Regions from separate parts of the Mus musculus genome. Here region 1 is linked to region 2. Evidence: chromatin loops called from intact Hi-C (ENCODE). Cell type or tissue: left cerebral cortex. All regions are shown on one strand.

Region 1 (5,000 bases), 1.8 Mb after region 2:
ACAGAAAAAGAAAATCAGATCTACTGTTAAAGGGGCAGGAAAGCACTTCATTTTTATATTTCCGTGTGACATGAAAAGAGATAAGCAATTTTCCTGCTGATATTATAACCTTCCTGTGAAGCTTAACAAAACTCCATCTGCCTTCAGAAATGCAGAGAAAACTCACCTGGGCCAGAACACCTCCTGAGAGGCTGAAGCAGAAGAATAGTCAGTTGTTGGTCACTCTGGATTGCGGGATTTTGCTGAAAAGACCCTGATAGAGCTGTCTCTTGTGAGACTATGCTTGGGCCTGGCAAACACAGAAGTGGATGCTCACAGTCAGCTATTGGATGGATCACAGGGCCCCCAATGGAGGAGCTAGAGAGAGTACTCAAGGAGCTGAGGGGATGTGCAACCTTATGGGTGGAACAACAATATGACCTAACCAGTGCCCCCTGGAGTTCGTGTCTCTAGCTGCATATGTATCAGAAGATGGCCTAGTTGGCCATCAGTGGAAAGAGAGGCCCATTGGTCGTGCAGACTTTATCTGCCTCAGTACAGGGGAACGCTAGGGCCATGAAGTGGGAGTGGGTTGGTGGAGGAGTGGGGGCGAGGGTATGGGGGACTTTTGGAATAGCACTGGAGATGTGAATGAAGAAAGTACCTAATAATAATAAAAATAAAATAAAATAAAAAGAAATTCACTTACAATGGATTCAGGGTAAAAGAGAAGCTACAAAGAAAAATAATGAATTGTGAGCCCCCAAAACACTTTTCTCCCGTCTTGTTCTCAACCCAATGAGTGACCACGCCTGAGAACACAGATGAAGATCGCCTCCAAATTCTGCACAGTTGTCGTTTAATATTAATGTATAGTAACAAAATAACGAATGTCACAAATCAGCTTACTTTTCAAGTACACTGGTAGGTACATCAGGTAGAAAAGTCGTTTAGAAAGTGAGAAAATCTCTTCTACAGGCTGGAGATGTTCTGGGGGTTAGAAGTCTGTTAATAAATTCCAAAAAGAGCATGCTAATAGTGCCAACGATGTTACATCAGACACAGAGATAGAAAAAAATGTCTATTGACAGAGTAGAAGATAGCTGATGTTTATTTGGCTCTAAACCCACAATATTCTGAGTTCTATACATTATTAGTCAGTCAGCCATCCTTGGAGAAGGTTCACCGTCATGTGCGGATTCTTTCCAGGAATTTTCATGAATGCAAATGAGAAAAAAAAAAGGAAAAAAGGAAAGAGAGATGGAGGGACAGAGGGAAGGTGGGAGGTAGTGAGGAAGGGAGGAAAGGGAGGGAGGGAGGGAGGGAGGGAGGGAGGGAGGGAGGGAGGGAGGGAGGGAGGGAGGGAGGGAAGGAGGGAGGAAGGAAGGAAAAAGAGAAGAGAGGAAGTGGAAAACAGGAATGGTGGACAATGGCTTTTTAAAATCAAATTTCTACCATAACCTTAGCTCAATACAAAAATGAAAATATCTAGCTTTTTCTAGTTATTTCATTTTTGTGAGATTTTTTTTTGAGGTAGTAACACTGGAAATTGGTCTCATGGCCTCATGTGTGCTAAGCATTTAACTATCTCTGTAGGTCTGACACTAGTGCCACTGTCTTGAAACAAGCCACTCCAAGTTTCTTGACCTTCCCCTAAATCTCACATTGAGTTGGATAAACAGATGGTTCTACATAGTAGATTTTACCTTCTGGAAAATAATTTACAATTTTTAGACCTCTTTGGCGGATGTGTGGTGCCTGAAACAGTAAGACAATGATGGAGCAAGACCACACCTTAACCAAAACTATTTACTTACGTAAATCTTTTTATTCTTAGCTCAATCTTGACTTCATACCACAACCAAGAAGATTTGCTTGTGGGAACAATAGGATCTCTTTGTCCTGGTTTCCAAAGTGGCCACATTGAATAAATACCCTCCTCTTTCTTTCCACTATTACTTACTGGATTCATTGCTATCAGAGGGAGTGCATGCAGGTCCTGGACATGAGAGAAGAAGCTCTGCATCACCATGCTAACCCATTGCTTATTCCTCTTCTATGCCCTGGTTCAGGCCAAAGAAATTGAGCTGAGACTTCACAGAAAGAGAAGATGTGGAACCTGTTGCTAAAGCGTTATCCCCATAAATAGATCCTTGCTCATGGATTCTAATATTATTTATTGCTAACAAATTTCTATTATGAAATTTATGGGTAACTGAATGTAGAGTGGGAAAGAGAGAAAGTAGAAAAACATAAAAAGGAAGAGGGGGAGAATGATGAAAATAGGAGCAAAGCCAAACTGGGGGCGGGGAGGAAGAGGCTAGGAGGAAGGAAAGAGAGAAAAATGGATGGAAAGAAGGGCTTAGTCAAAGACTACCGTTATGTTCAGTAGCATAAGTTCATAACTGTGAAATTGCAAACAATTTACATGCTTATGACTATTTCCCATATGTAGAATATTCTTCAGTTGGTAACACTCAATTGATATCTTTCCAGGAACATCTACAACAAATTTTGGAAAAATCAGTTCTTAGGGTAGTCAGAAACAGAACATCAAAATATCTGACCAAGACAAGTATTCCCTTCTGCTATAGGGAAAGTAGGACAATGTGTAAAAGTGCATTATCATTTCATTTGGGTCCCAAGGCAATAATAACATTAACAACAACAACAACAAAAGATTTATTATGCACAGTCACTAGGCTAAGATTTCATGGAACAAACAAAATAACTTCACGGTTTACTCCTGTCACCATGCCAATTTGTAGAACAGTGTGATGTCATGAGTCTATTAACTGCTAGAAAACTTCATGTTAATGTCAAAATCCAAATCCAAAGAGTTGCACCAAATCACTCCAATGGGAATGCAGGGACAGTGGACTTATCCAGCCGTTTTGATTCACACCTTTCTTTATCTCAGTGGTACTTCATCCTGTCAGTGTGGTTAACTCAAGGGACATCTGCAATGATGGAGACCTTTTTTCAATTGTCACTCAGTTGGGAGGGTGTTACTGACATCTAGTGGCCACATCCCAGGAGTGCTGCATAGTAGTCCATGATCAGGACCACCTAGAAGTGGGGAAAAAAAATCATCTTATAAAAATCCACTGTGGAAATGTCTACTGTATTGCCTGAATTGAAATGCATGTGGTTTTCAGTTCCTCAACAGCACATTAGTCAGATGGATTATGACAAAGTCCAGATTTGGATCTGGATGTAGTTTTGATTGATACTAATGTACACAAGGGAAGAAAAAAAAGTGTATGAACGTAGAAGAAGAAACAATGGTCTTTGCATGAGCCATTTTCAATTATAAATTTAGAAGATATGTAGTTACTACAGACACTGGAGTTTTCTGGACACTCATTATATTTTCAGTGTAATAAAATCACTACCAACACCATTACTACCACCACCACCATAACAACAACAACAACACACACCACCACCACCACCAGCAGCAGCAGCAGCAGCAGCAGCAGCAGCACCACCCCACACAGTGGTTCAAACTTTGTGCTTCAGTACCTGATCCTGCCCCCCCTCCCCCCGCCCCACCTTCTCTCTCCCTCCCAGGTCCCTCCCTCTCTCTACCTCTCTCTACCTGATTATTTTGTTTCCCCTTCTAAGTAGAACTGAAGCACCCACACTTTGATCTACTTCATATGGTTTGTGGGTTGTATCATGGGTATTCTGACCTTTTGGGTTAATATCCAATTATCAGTAAGTACGTACCATTTGTCTTTTTTTTTTTTTTTTGTGACTGGGTGACCTCACTCAGGATGACATTTTCTAGTTCCATCTATTTGCCTGTGAAATTCATGAAGTATTTGTTTTTAATAGCTGAGTAGTTCTCCATTGTGTAAATATACCACATTTTCTGTATCTATTCCTCTGTTACGGGACATCTAGGTTGTTTCCAGCTTCCGACTACTATAAATAAGGCAGCTATGAACATAGTGGGGCATGTGTCCTTGTTATATGTTGGAGTATATGCACAGGAGTGGTATACCTGCATCTTCAGGTGGGAGCAGAAAGGAGTAGGACAGAATGTCAGGAATTTGAGAGGAGTGGGGGATGGGAAACTGAGGTTAACCACTAGAAAGTTCCAGATGCTAGGAAGGTGAGAGGTTCCCCAGACCCAACTGGGATGACATTAGCCAATACCCAACAAAGGGGAGATAAAACCTGTACAGACCATATCTACTGGATAGACACTGCACCCAGTTGAGGGATGGGACCACACACAAATTTCAAAAATTTTAAACTAGAATTGTTCCTGTCTAAAGGAAATGCAGGGACAAAGAGTGGAGGAGAGACTGAAGGAAAGGCCATCCAGATACTGCCCCACCTAGAGATCCATCCCATCAAACCCAGACATTATTTCTGATGCTAAGAAGCTCTTGCTGACAGGAGACTGATATAGCTGTTCCCTGAGAGATTGACAGAGCCTGACCAATGCAGATGCAGATGCTTACAGCCAACCATTGCACTGAGCATAGAGACCCCAATGGAAGAGTCAGGGGAAAGAATGAAGGAGCTGAAGGGGTTTGCAACCTCATAGGAAGAACAAGAATCTCAACTAACCGGATAACCCCCCCCCATCCCAAAATCCTAGGGACTAAACTACCAACCAAGGGATACAAATGGAAGGATCCGTGGCTCCAGCCGCATATGTAGCATAAGATTGCCTTATCTGGCATCAGTGGGAGGAGAGGCCCTTGGTCCTGTGGAGGCTGGATGACCAGCATAGGAGGATGCTAAAGTGGTGAAGAGGGAGTGGGTGAGTGGATGGGGCAACACTCTCAAAGAGGCAGCGGAAGAAGGGAGGTTTCCAGAGGGGAAACTGGGAAGAGGGATAACATCTGAAATGCAAATATATAAAATAACCAGTAAAAAAATTAGAAAAAAACGTGAAAACAATACACTTGGTTACATAATCTTTGTTTTTTTTTTTTTAAGAGCTTTGTGCTTCACTTGAATGACGAATTATAAAGGCTTGCCTCGTCTACAAGCAGCTTGTC
Region 2 (5,000 bases):
GATGCAGTCTGAAGAGAGTGGAATTATAACTGTCACTTATGTGACATGTCAAACTCACAGGGATAACGTTTTTTTTTTTTTTTTTTTTTTTTTTTTTTTTTTTTTTTACCAAAAGAAAAATTGTGATTGCATTTTGTCAGATAAAAAGTAATAAGTAAAACACATCAATAGTATTGCTTATAAACAGGAACATCTGGATAACTATTTCCTTTCTAGATAAAATAATATGGCCATACGCGAGTATAACAAAAGTAAGCCTTCGATGTTTGGCTTGTCTTCCCTCAACCTCCTACCTATCACACACAAAGCACACTATAATCTGACCTCTATTTGTACTTTCAGCTAATGTTCTCTAGAACATTACACATAGATCTTCCATAATAAATGGAAAACGTAACTGATCAACACTGTATTACATTTGAAGTCTGTGTAGAGAGTCTTTGCTAACAGGTGACATATTGGTGATCCTACCGTATCAGTGAGAGCATCCAGCCAGGTACCTGCTGGAAAACTTTTATGGCTGTTTGATACCTAGTGTAAAATCAATCAAGAACATGCAGGTAATGTTTTCTATATCTTTAAACATGCATAGCAGGGATCAAAATAGATACATCTCATGGAAGACTGAGTGGAAGTAAAGAAAATATTCAAATATTTTACATGCTTCTCATCATTTTTTTCCCTCACACAATGTTTGCCTTCCTCTTTCCACTATCCACTGATAAAGTCCTCTAAAAATTGGACAGCAACTAGACTTTATGAATCGATTATTCATAACTTGGAATTTCAGATTTAACACTTGTTTGCCCAGTTCTTTCAGAAGAGAGAAGCACTAACAGCGATCCGTGAGCATCTGTTCTATGGATATTTTCACGAAGTAAATGGTAGAGTTCAGAAACTAAGATAGGGTAAGGTCGACCCATAGTTACTGGAGGAAAACAGGCTGATCATTGGTTACAGGTGTATAGAAAAAAGTCATGACCTTTTTTTTGTAATCTGCTGTGGAAGAGAATCCACACGTTGCCATTTAGTGAAAGATCTCCATGAAGCAGTTAGGTCTGTGCCATGAAGCTTGACCTCCAGTGGAGACTGCGCAAGTGGGAGCAATCAGGCAACTGCCAGGAAGGAACCCAAGTGCTGAGGATGTCTGAGCTTCAGAAAGAATTCAAGAGACTGAAGAGATCAAAGCCCCAGGGGCCCGCTGGACCCGGGTGGTCTAATCAGGGCTCCCTGGAACTCAGAGTGTGGCAAGTCCAGAGGAGCTGACCCAGGGACAAAGTTACCTGCAGTAGTGGACAAGTGTACTCGGGGCACCCTCCTCCAACCCTTCTGTTTGTCCCTTACCTTGGTTGGAGACGTGACTGCAGTCGCCGGTCCAAGCCGTTAGCAGGGGCAAGAAGAAACCAAATTGCAAAAGAAATTCCCGGACTTCGCAGCCCCCCATGGCTCTGGTTGGTTCTCTTCTCCTCCTTAAAAAGAAGTGGCAGCAGCGCAGCCAGGTGTTCCTAGTAGCGTGGGGGTCCTGAACCAAGCTCTCTTCTTCTTCCTCCTCCTCCTCTTCCTCCTCCACCCGGTCCGCAGGGGAAGTCCCGGGGCGCCCCCCGCGCGAGGCCCGGTGCGCAGGGCACGAGGGTCCAGGCTGCCCAGGTGCTGGAGCAGCTGCTTGCGGGGACGATGCTGCCTGCGCCGCCGGGGAGCTCCTGGCGGCTGGAGGCGAGGGGAATTGCATCCACCACCGTGTCCCGCTCGAGCGAGGACTATTCACTTGGGCCCAGGAGAGCGCGCGCGCAAGAGCGAGCTCAGGCTCTAGTTTGGGGGAGGGGATGGTGGACGGGGGAGGGTGGCTCTAGGCCGGTACTGGGGATGGGTAGGGACGTTTGGACGGGTAGTGAAGGTGCAGTTCTGGGGACCCAAGTGCTCTCTGCATCCAAGTGGGCACTTACAGACCCCAGAGCAGAGGAGGCACAGCAGATAGTAAGGGTAGTCTGGGCATCCAGAACTTTCATGTGTCTGGTGTCTGGGAAACCCAGCGACTGAGGCTCAGCGGGATCTCAAGTGGTCCCTGGGAGGGGCGGACTGAGCACTCAGCCTCTTGACTGAGTAGCCTGGGCTGAGTGTCGCCTCGTGACCACCGACTCGGCGGCATCTGCGCCGCCCCCCTCGGCCGTAGCAGCTGTTTATTGGGTATCACGGAAGCTACCTTAGTCCCCCAAGCACTTGCGTCCCCCCTCCCCCATGTAACGATGTGCTCTCAGCTCTGGACACCACCTTTCCCTTGGAGACATTTCTGCTACCAGAAAGGGTGAGGGTTGCAGGTCAGCGCTCCTGGCCCCGGGGCACAGCTTGGCGAAGGTAGTGGTCAGCCCTGACGTGTCTGAGTGCTAGCCTCCCAAACTTGGCCACCGAGGTTTGTGGCCACCTCTCCCGTTCTGAGTCCTTGGAAAGCATAGGGAGAGAAGAGGCTACAGAGAGGAGTCACTGAGCGCTGGAAGTCTACTGGTGCCTGGCGCCTTGGCTTCCCCAAGTCTTAGCATTCCGCATAAGGTGGTGACTTCGCCATGGAGGTCATTAGCATCTTCATAGCAGCTTTGGTGCGGGGCTTCCAGGGGCCTGGATAAGTCTGCCTTTCCGCGGTGGCGTCGGGCTAGAAGCTGGGAGCAGCCCAAGGTCTGAGCAGTGCGTGGTCAAGTCCAAGGCAGCCCGCGGGGGCCGGTGCGCTCTCCTTGCTCCGGATGCCCCTTCTCAATACCCTGTCTCCCAGGTCCGGGCTCTCCTAAGCCGGTTCACTGGCTACTTACTTGGTGGGACCCCGCCCTGGGCCGAGGCACGGGACTAGCTGATGGGAAGTGGTGTTGCCACCTGCAGTCTCCAAGCTGTCGCCCTGCTGCCGGCCGAGAGGGGTGCGTGGAGGGCAGGGCCCTAGAGCTCTGCTGAGCTCGGTGGAGCCGAGCGATCTCCCGTCTGACAGCAGCTGTGGCTCGGGTGCAGCCAATTCGGCGCTAGAGGGGGTTAGTAGACAACAAAAATTCCTCCACTGCTCGCAGGTGGAAGAGCAGGCTAAACCTGCGGAAAAAGCTGAAGGATGCTTTCAGGTTAAACTTACAATGTTTGTTAAGGCGCTTATCACTGGCGTTGGATTTTCTGTAGTGTATTTGTTAACATTATTATCGTTTTCTTTATTGAAGAGGAGCAGATTATCAAGCCTGAGTAAGGCTTTTTTTTCTTTTTCTTTTTCTTTCTTCAATAGCACTAGGAAGGGTTTTTGATGACGCTGGAGAAAAGTGAAGCGAATTTCAGAGGATAATTTTCAGGTGGGTGGAGGGTTCAGGTCGGGAATAGTTGTGACAGGAACCTTAAATGTTGTAGGTCTAGGGTCAACGTTTTACCAGGAATGCTGGAAATGAAAGCAGGGTTTCCTCGGATTTCCGCGCTGCTCAGTGCTGTTTGTGGCTCGGATCCTAGTTTAAGGATTTCAGTCCATGCCTTACAGTCAATCAGAAGGAAAGAGAGAGGAGCAAGGAAAGCTCAGAATCCAAAAGAGTAATGAAACGTGCAAGTGGGAACCACAGGGTAATGACACTTTCTGATTGGTGGCTACTCTCACGCTCATTATGAATTCATACACAGCTTGTTTTCAAAGATGTCCATGCCAATTTAAATGCGTGCAAATCACACCTACAAAGATGGAGTTCCTATACTCGTGTTTACAGTAGGGTAATCTGATTTCACTACTCATATTTCCAGTGTTACTGATACTAACTAATGACATAGGTGCTTGTAAATTCAATTTAGTTTACTCACTCAGGTGTAAGGTAAAACTCTACATGAGTGCAGCACCTGGCATTCTGCCTATCTAATGATTTCAGAGTGTATAACGAATATGTTGGTGGACTGATGATAAATCATAATTCTTTTGTACATTTGCTCAGTGGAAAAATGAACATAATATCAGTATCACATTTATAAATGAACATCTAAACTCAAGCTTTCGTGTTTTATTTGAATGGTAAATTTGAAAGAGTTGGTTATAAACAATTGAACTGTAAGAAGCTTTTCTAAAAATCATATTAAATGGGAGTGATTCTAATGAAAAGAAAACGAAGAAAGGAAAAGAAGAAAAACAAAGGTGTGTGTCACTTCCCAAGTCTCAAGCTCAATTGCACAGCAAAATGCAATGTATGAAACAGAAGTTTCAACATAACTCTGACATTTGAGGGAACTGAACTTCTCCTGTATCAGCTGTTTGCCTTGTCTGAATTATTTGTTTAAATACGCCATGGTAGAGCGTCACAGAATATGTATTGTGTATGCAGATGATGACTGTCTTATTAATTTTAGCTTTTTAAGAAAAAAAACTTCAGGATTAAGCACCTGTCATATGTTTAGAAATACTCTGATACTGTCTCTTACTGTTTTTTTTTTTTCAGAGATAAAGACATGGTAGTTTTTGTCATGACCATTGATCATAGACAGTCTTAAGGACATTCTTTTAATAGAAGAGTGAGCCATGACTTGGAGTCTGTCTATTAATTCCAACTTGGTAGTAACATTTTTTAAATAAATCAATTTGTCCATTTCTATCCTCACCAAGTATACATACATGTATTACATTCTAAAGGTTCCTTACCAAGAATATATACATATATACATTCTAAAGGTTCCTTACCAAGTATACATACATGTATACATTCTAAAGTTTTTTTTTTTCCATATGCCGACTTTTCTCCTCTCGGGGGAGAGTTAATGGTAAACTATTTTGTATGAATAAAAATAATGTGCTTCATAAACCTGCCTTGGAGTACTCAGCCCTAAACTAGGTGGGACATCTACATCAAACTCCTCCTCTTAGAGGTCAATGAACCTGGTGGAGGAAGAGGCAGAGTATAAGAGCCAGAGGGGAAAGAGGGCACAGAGATAATAAGGCCCTCTCAACCAATATGAGCAGAACGCATAGGAACTCAGTGAGACCCCATGCAGCATGCATGGAGCCTCTGTGAATA

The links. Hi-C counts contacts between places; a loop is a spot of excess contacts. Peaks named below come from ENCODE experiments on the same cell type or tissue, not always from the same donor. Only the 100,000 strongest peaks of a DNase experiment are listed, where the experiment ranks them.
Region 1: it touches region 2 in a loop (8-fold over the local background); 3 of 42 quality-filtered maps call a loop at or near these places.

What each region holds. Positions count from the first base shown.
Region 1 is chr16:62,411,726-62,416,725 of GRCm38, forward strand. No RefSeq gene overlaps it. Among named protein-coding and RNA genes, the nearest start is that of Gm33797, 58 kb to the left of the region's middle. In left cerebral cortex, a CTCF peak has its summit at 3,004 (motif pointing left); a DNase peak (open chromatin) is centred at 2,993.
Region 2 is chr16:60,603,520-60,608,519 of GRCm38, forward strand. Epha6 (Eph receptor A6) reads right to left here and starts at 2,012. Exons shown (of 18, transcript NM_007938.2): 1 at 1,345-2,012. The coding sequence starts at 1,729. Gm9017 (a long non-coding RNA gene) reads left to right here and starts at 3,197. Exons shown (of 3, transcript XR_384917.4): 1 at 3,197-3,311. In left cerebral cortex, CTCF peaks have their summits at 1,708 and 2,992; DNase peaks (open chromatin) are centred at 1,216, 1,785, 2,101, 2,953 and 1 more place; H3K4me3 peaks cover 3,865 bases; H3K27ac peaks cover 2,967 bases.